Linked DNA regions of Homo sapiens: region 2 is linked to region 1. The links are chromatin contacts, found by Hi-C or POLR2A ChIA-PET in ENCODE. All regions are on one chromosome and are shown on one strand. The core of a region is the stretch at or near the end of the contact, and the rest is flanking DNA. Distances in the headings are between cores, read along the strand shown.

Region 1 (3,860 bases), core at 946-3,445:
CAATATCACTACTCTTCTTTTGACTACTATAAAAACTTTAGAGGAGTAACATTAACATTAAAGAATGTAGGAATGGCAAATATACAAGCAGCCACTACCCCTAGGACTGAGGCAGGTACACATCTGGAAAAGGGCCTTCTCCCAGGGTGAGAGTCACATTTTACTGAAGGTTGACGCCCCCTGCATGGTGGAGAAGTCTGCTTAGGCCCCACAGTCTGGGGCTGGTAGACAGGCAAACTCGCTGCTAGAATGCTGGCAACACTGCTAGCAGACCACCTATTAGACTGCCAGTGATGAACTTTCTTGAACCCACTCACTGTGTTGCTGTGGAAGTCACTGGGAAGCCACCTGCTGGGGTGCCCGTAGAACTTGCTGGAAGCTGTGCTAACTGCTAGGTAAGTGGCCCCTCACCTGCAAACCACCCACTGGCTGCCACAGGAGCCGGAAGAGTAAAGCAACAGAACCAGAAAGAGAAGCCCCTTCCTCCTGCTGGTCTTTCCAGGGCCCTGTACTGTCAAGGACTAACATTGCAACAGCTGGGGTCCAGCTCTACATCCCAAAGGAGGGCACAGAAGAATGGATTAAGAGCCAAGAGGAATACATTGATAATTGGCACAGATTTTCTTTTGCTCACCGTTGCTACTTGCACCCCATCCTTCCTGTGTTTATAGTTTGATTTCTGAAGTACATCCTTTAGCAATTATTTTAGCGCGGGTCACTGGATAAATTTTCTCAGCTTTGTCCATCCCAAATTGTCTTTATTTTACCCTCCTCCTTGAATAATAGTTTAGCTGGGTATTAAATTCTACACTGACTGGTCATTTTCCTAAGTACTACAAAAATATTATTTCATGTCTTCTGATCTTTGTGGCTCTTATTAAAATTTTTGCTCTTAGTTTAATTATTTGTAGGCAATCTGTCTCTTGTTGCTTTGAAGATTTTTTTTTTTTTTCTGGTCTGGAGTTTCCTATCAATGTTCCAGGTTTTTATCTTATTTGGGAGTCTGTGTTTCTTCCATCGGTGGAGTCATTTTCAGAAAATCTCTATCAATTCTGGAAAAATCTCTCCCATTAACTTTCCAAACATTGCCTTCCTAGTTCACTCTGTTTTGTCTTTCTGGAACTCCTATTATCTGCATTTCAATGCTTTTTATTCTTTTCTCTATGTATTTTATAGATATTTTTGTCTAACTTTCTGTGCTGAATTCTGTGCAGATTACTCAGTTCTTCTTGTCCACTATTTTCTCTACAGCTATGTTTAATCAGCTACTGAGCTCATTCTTTGAAGGCTTGTTTTTCATTTGTAAAAGTTTTATTTGGTTATTTTTCGAATCTGCCTGTTCTTGTCAAGTCTCTCCTTTTTCTACTAATTTACAAATTTTCTTTTAAGCGTATTTATAATCTTTTCTTTTGGATTGTTTTATTATCAGAAGTTACTTTAGTTCTAAGCCCATTCTAAATTCTTTATTCTAAGTACTTTAGTTCTAAGCCCATTTAGTTCTAAGCCTGGTTCTAAATTCATTATTGTATTTTACTGTATATTTGACAATACTTAAGGGTTGTTCCGTTGTGAGTTTTTAAATTTTGGATTGGATGTATATTCAGTATTTCGCTTTTTGGAGAATGCTATGCCACCTTGGTTGAGGAAGTAACCCTTCATAATGTTTTTGTGTTTACTCATGCTAGGTAATATAAATTTGTATCTTTAATAGCATAGGCCAGAGATTTTTGATGTCTCAGTGGTATCAGTCTGGGTCTAATCGGGAGACAGAAACCACACATAATAACTTAAATAAGTTAATTTACTATAAGGCATTATTAAGCTATGTTAACAGAGTAACTAAAATGATGTAAAGGGAATGCTACATTGAGACTCTAGGGCTGAGAGAGAATACCCAAGGAAGGGCACATTTGGATAGGATGGGGCCTTCTTGAGGCTGGGGTTCAAAACTCATTGGCAAAGATGTGGCTGCAGCTCACAGGAAGGAGAGGAGTTTACTGCGGCCCATCCGCAGTTGCTGGGCAAACAGGAAACACAAGGTGTAAAGTCTGGAGCATGGGAAGTCTGTGTCAGGAGGACCATGGAAAGGTGGTCACAGGACTGGCTGGAATGGTGAGGTCACCGAGGGACCGTGCAGAACACCACTGGATGTCCCCCTTCACCCACCCTGCTGACCAACCCTGCAGCAGGAGCAATAAAAAGCCAAACCCCTCACACAGAAACCAGGAAGAGAAGCCCTTTTCCTCCTGCAGTGTCCCTCCAGTGCCCTCTGCTGACAAGTATAGTATGATCCTTACTGTGAAGGAGAAAGGCTTACAGTGTTCAGACTGTGATCCCAGACCAGGTATTACAAGTTCAAAGCTGAGAGGCAATAAATTAATAAATGCCTCAATTTATCAATCCATCTGGATTGGTATATTTTCTTCTCCAGAATGTGAGCAAAGACACCCTTGATCTATTTGCCAGTAAATTGATTATTGTTAGTCCACCTTTCTCTGCAGGTGCCACCCTTTGAGAGTTCAGGTTTTAAGCAGCGGCCCTGTTCCCACTCCCTACCTCATGTGGACTCAAGGACTTCTTTCCTTTTCCCACGCGGGCATTAAAGCCGGCGCCCCTAGGAAACTGATGTCAATATCTTCTCATCCAATTTGGCAGCTGCTCATCACTTACTACTTTTCTTTTATGGTCTCTTTTCATTTTCATCACTTGGGAATTTCCCTTTCTTGGTTGTGAACGCAGCTGTGCATTAAAAACAAAGTGACACACATTATACCTAGCATTTCTAAGAGGTCTTAGAGGGAAGAGTTCAGTCTCCATTCCTCTGGCAGCTTAACAATACCTGTTCTTGTTCTCTCTTGCAAGTTTCTGGGCCAGATACCTTTTTTTTTCCTCTTTTTTTTTTTTTTTTTTTTTTTTTTTTCCAGAAAAGGTCTGGCTCTATCACCCAGGCTGGAGTGCAGTGGCACTATCTCAGCTCACTGCAACCTCTGCCTCCTGGGCTCAAGCAGTCCTCCCACCCCAGCCTCTTGAGTAGCTGGACTATAGGCATGCACCACCATGCCCAGATCATTTTTGTATTTTTTATGGAGACGGGGTTTTGCTATGTTGCCCAGGCTGTTATTGAACTTGTGAGTTCAAGCAATCACCTGCCTCAGCCTCCTAAAGTGCTGGAATTAGAGGAGTGAGCCGCCACGCCCAGCCTTGGGCCAGAAAACTTCTTGAGACATATGCTAGAAGATTTAAAATGTAAATAAAATAACCCTCACTGCGAGTTGCATTATTTTATTTTAGCATATCATCAGACCATGGCTGCTAGTTTAGGTGATTAATAGCTAGACTATCTCAAGCTTGGTGAAGTGGCTTGTACAGTGCTTGTCACCTGTAACTTTCATATGTGCATTTTTAAAACACTGCAGAGATGAATTTGTGGCAGCAAGAAGGGATTTTAATCTCCACCTGAGGGCTCTGCATACTTTGGTGGGTGTGTAACCAATTTCCATTTCATTAGTTATGTAAGATGTGACTTAACTCAATAACTGGATCCGACCCACATTTCTGATTTACTTCAGCAATGTATTAGCAAACATATAGGTTACGCTATGCATTGGCCTTACCCTTAGTTTAATTTTGGAGGTTGGTGTATTGTTTTACTGGGGAAACGTGTGCCCTAGAAATGTAAGGAGACTTTCCTCTGAGCTTCTGACACATTTTGCATACATCTAGACTATACTGCCTATCAATTGCAATGTAGTTTTTGTTTACTTGCTGACATTCCCTTCCAATTAGATCTTTGAGGATGAGATCTTTTTATCTGCCCCAGGGCCTCACACAGCTGCAGAAAGGAGATGATAATTAAATAA
Region 2 (3,860 bases), core at 1,038-3,537, 320 kb before region 1:
TCATAGCCCACTGGAGCCTACACCCTCTGGGCTCAAGCAAACCTCCCACAGTTGGGATTACAGGCACATGCCACCACGCCCAGCTAAAATTAAAAAAATTTGTAGAAACGGGTGTCTTGCTGTTTTGCCCAGGCTGATCTCAAACTCCTGGCCTCAAGTGATCCTCCCACCTTGGCCTCCCAAAGGGCATGAACCATCGCATCCAGCTTGTCTCCAAGTTTTTTGATCTTGTATCTTACACTTAAAAATCTTGAGTACACACTCCTAATATGGAAATATGTATAAATAATATGACTGTGTTACTGCACTATGATGATGTTTTAAAGTATGCCACAATTTTGAGGGATAAGAGAAAAATGAACGGAGATCATATTTCTTCCCACATTCCAGTAGGCATTTTGCACTCCCTACTGTGTACACAATCCACTTTGTAAGCCTCTGGCTTTTGAGATAGAGTCTACTTACAAGCCAACTAGCTGTCGCCCTCCCTTCGTTCCTGGGTTAAGTTTGCTTTCCAGTGAAACACTCTGCAACCATTGAAGAATGCAGGCTACCTGCAGGTATTTGCTTCTAAAGAAGTCCAAGAAGTACTAAGTGGAAGAAGCAAGTATTAATATATATGTATGGTCTGATTTCTTGTGTGAAAATTTTTTACATTTGTAAAAATGTATAATTTATTCAGAGAAAATCTCTAGATTGATACATTAAAAGCTGTTAAGTTATTTCTGAGCACTGGGATTAAGGGCCTTGGGAGAGTAAGAAGATTTTTATTTTTTACTTCACTCTTCTGCACTGCTTGAATTTTTAATGAACCGGATTCTTTTCGTAATAAATAATTTTTAAAATCACTAAATATATTAGGATGTCAACTATGTTACAATGCATTGCCAATGTTGATTGTTGAAGTTGGGTGATGGGCATGTTGGGTTTCATTGTATTCTTCTCTACTTTTATGTGTATTTGAATATTTCCATAATAAAAACTTTAAATAAAAAATGCGCTGCAAAAGAGTCTATAGAAATACACTACACAGTTAACGTGGTTATCTTAAGGGTGGGAGGACAGAAGAAGGGTTGAATAGAACTTCAGATACCTTCTGCCTCAAATGTTTTATAATGGGAAAACCACTGATACACACACACACACACACACACACACACACACACTCACTGCAGAGCCACCAATGCAAAGAGTTTCATATGTAGAAGGGAGTAGAAAATACTTACTTGATTTCCTAGATAAATGTTAGTTCCTAGGGAAATCTACAAAATAAATGTGTAAGTCGAGTGTTTCATATGTAAGGCTTGGCTGTTCCATATTAAGATTTTTTTTTTTTTTTTTTTTTTTGAGACAAAGTCTCACTCTTTTGTCCAAGCTGGAGTGCAGTGGTGTGATCTCAGCTCACTGCAACCTTCACCTCCTGGGTTCAACCGATTTTCCTGCCTCAGCCTCCCAAGTAGCTGGGACTACAGGCCTGCACCACCATGCCCGGCTAATTTTTGTATTTTTAGTAGAGACGGGGGTTTCACTATCTTGGCCAGGCTGGTCTTGAACTCCTGACCTTGTGATCCACCTGCCTGGGCCTTCCAAAGTGCTGGGATTACAGGCGTGAGACACTGTGCCCGGCCCCATATTAAGATCTTAAGGCTTGTTTTATAAAAAGGATTCCTGGGCATGTTGTATAATCAAAGGTGAAACTCCACAGCATAGCCACATGCCTCTGCACAGTCTCAGCGGCAGCAGGGAGGGCACAGCTAGTGGTCTGCCATGAATGATTTGCACTTATAGCTGGTTACCAAGCTCCATAACATGAAAAGACAGTGTCTTAAAGTACAATACCTAATTATAGCTCTCACATGGGGTCCAAGGGAGTTAATATGTAAAGGACATTTTCTGTTGCTGACTGCAATGGTAGGCTGCATTCATGGACACAGAATCTATAAAGAGGGAAATGATGGTCCATTAGCCGTGTGACCTTGTAAAAGCTAAGCTGTAGGTACCTCATCTGTGAAACAGGGATAATAGTTTTAGCCACCTCAGGGGACTATGATGTGGATTAAAGGAGAATGTATGTAAGGCACCTTGCATATGGTGAACACTCGAATGTCAACTGTTCTGGTTTTCATGTGAAAAACTGCTTACTGAACTGGAACATTTAGCTTGCGAGCAGGTGTCCCCTGATTTTAAGTATCTTCTCCTCTAACAGACATGTGGTTAGGGTCCTTGGTCTGTGGTTAATCTCATTACCCTTGCCAAGTTTAGGAATGGTCATGTCACCTAATTTTGGCCAGTGAGATAAGAGGGCTGTCTCCCGCATGATGTCTACTGTTCCTTCTCTGGATGTTACCATGCCTGAGTGAGCTGCCTGCAGTTGCAGTGGGCAACTTGGTAACAGCCTGAGGATGAAGCCAACATCAAGGATGGTGGAGCAGAGAGAAGGAAAAACACTGCATCTTCATAACATTACCAAGCAGCCCAGTCAGCTCTTCCTGAGGCCCCACTCTACCTTGGAACTTCCTTTTGTGTGAGATTTAAAAACAAAACAAAACCAACCAAACAAAAAACCCTCTTTATTTAAGCCAGTTTGAGTTAGCTTCCAAAGGCATCATGATTGATTGAACCTGCACCAGACAGGATTTGAGGTAGGGGTGGTAGCATGTATTCAGTGATGTTTATTAAGCACTTTAGAATGCAAAAATAAAGACATCAAGAAGTTCCGAGACATGAGGAACTGGGGGTTCTGGAATGATAGCAGCTTGAACTTTTTTCTACTTGCAGTTTAACCCATTTGCCTCTCCTGAGAAAAGCAGCTGCTGGGGCTTGCCGGGGGAAGATAAGGCCTGGGATGTGAATGAGGCTTCGGGCCACAGCAGAATCCTGTCAGAGAGCTGGGGCAAGATTGTCTTCCTGCCTGGGAACCATATCATAAGCCTAAGGAGGGGATCCGGGGCAAGGTCCTCGTGAATGTGTGGGTCTCCCTGCTTCTTGAAGAGCTGACCAGATGGGTTGAGTTGCCTTCACTGCTATGAAGGTGTCTGAGAGAGGTGAGGAGACTAGAAAGGGGGCAGAGAGGCTTCCTTCAAGTCCCTTGCCAGAGGACTGGCAACCCACATGCTGCTAAGCTTGAGCCTGGGAGGCTGATACTGCTGTTCCTTCTATCAGGCTGCGAATGCTGTCTCTTAAGGTACCTCAGTATCTGGAACAGAGCCCCAGTGATCAAACAAAGGAAAAGAAGATTCCTAATGGAGTCCAGTAGCCAGGGAGAATTACAAGCAGAACCCTCAGTACAGAAATAGCTGCTGACATAGATAACTTGAACCAAAGAATAAGAAAAGGAGACATAAGTGCAGCACAATAAAACTGATTCTCTGGAACCAAAAAAGGATGATTTTGAACCAGAGCTTTCAAGAGATAAATCGAAGGAGAAAGTGGTCACTGTTGATGTCTGAATTAGTGTCAGAGAAAGACATCTGAAAGCACAGAGCAAGATTACAAGGAGATAGTAAAAATCCAGAACGGAGGTGAAGGATGTAACAGAAGAGAGATGTGAGCGAAAATATTTAAAAGGTTTCTGAGATGAAGAGAGAGACTGGCCTCTCAGAGTTCTAGGAGCTGGGCGTGGTGGGTCATGCCTATAATCCCAGCATGTGGGGGAGGCAAAAATGGGAGGATAGCTTGAGGCCAGGAGTTTGAGACCAGCCTGGATAACAAAGTGAGATCCTGCCTCTGAAAAATAAAAACAACAACATAAAAGAGAGTTCCAGGAAGGAATGATGATCAGAAGACACGCTTCTAGGCATATTGTATCTCTGAGCTACAAGAGTAGAGAACAATCTTAAAAGTCTCTACAGGGAAGAACA

Evidence for each region. A loop is a pair of places that touch in the nucleus more often than their neighbours do. ChIA-PET counts read pairs that join two places held with the same protein, here RNA polymerase II (POLR2A). Pooled maps may share reads with other maps.
Region 2: a map of Caco-2 shows a loop between it and region 1 (5-fold over the local background). The contact joins two enhancer-like sites. A Hi-C loop is called at or near these places in 6 of 168 maps with a recorded cell type or tissue (Caco-2, heart left ventricle, heart right ventricle and 1 more), 2 of 37 single-sample maps with no recorded cell type and 3 of 50 pooled maps. POLR2A ChIA-PET finds 5 or more read pairs at or near these places in 1 of 52 experiments (activated CD4-positive, alpha-beta T cell).

What each region holds. Positions count from the first base shown.
Region 1 is chr15:58,268,541-58,272,400 of GRCh38, reverse strand. No RefSeq gene overlaps it. Among named protein-coding and RNA genes, the nearest start is that of AQP9, 130 kb to the right of the region's middle. RefSeq lists an enhancer at 2,077-2,371. Within about 2 kb of position 2,195, at least 5 of the 41 ENCODE cell types and tissues checked have a DNase peak (open chromatin) inside an H3K27ac peak, as active enhancers do.
Region 2 is chr15:58,584,223-58,588,082 of GRCh38, reverse strand. No RefSeq gene overlaps it. Among named protein-coding and RNA genes, the nearest start is that of LIPC-AS1, 87 kb to the right of the region's middle. RefSeq lists enhancers at 1,909-2,138, 2,179-2,228, 2,539-2,618. Within about 2 kb of position 2,287, at least 2 of the 41 ENCODE cell types and tissues checked have a DNase peak (open chromatin) inside an H3K27ac peak, as active enhancers do.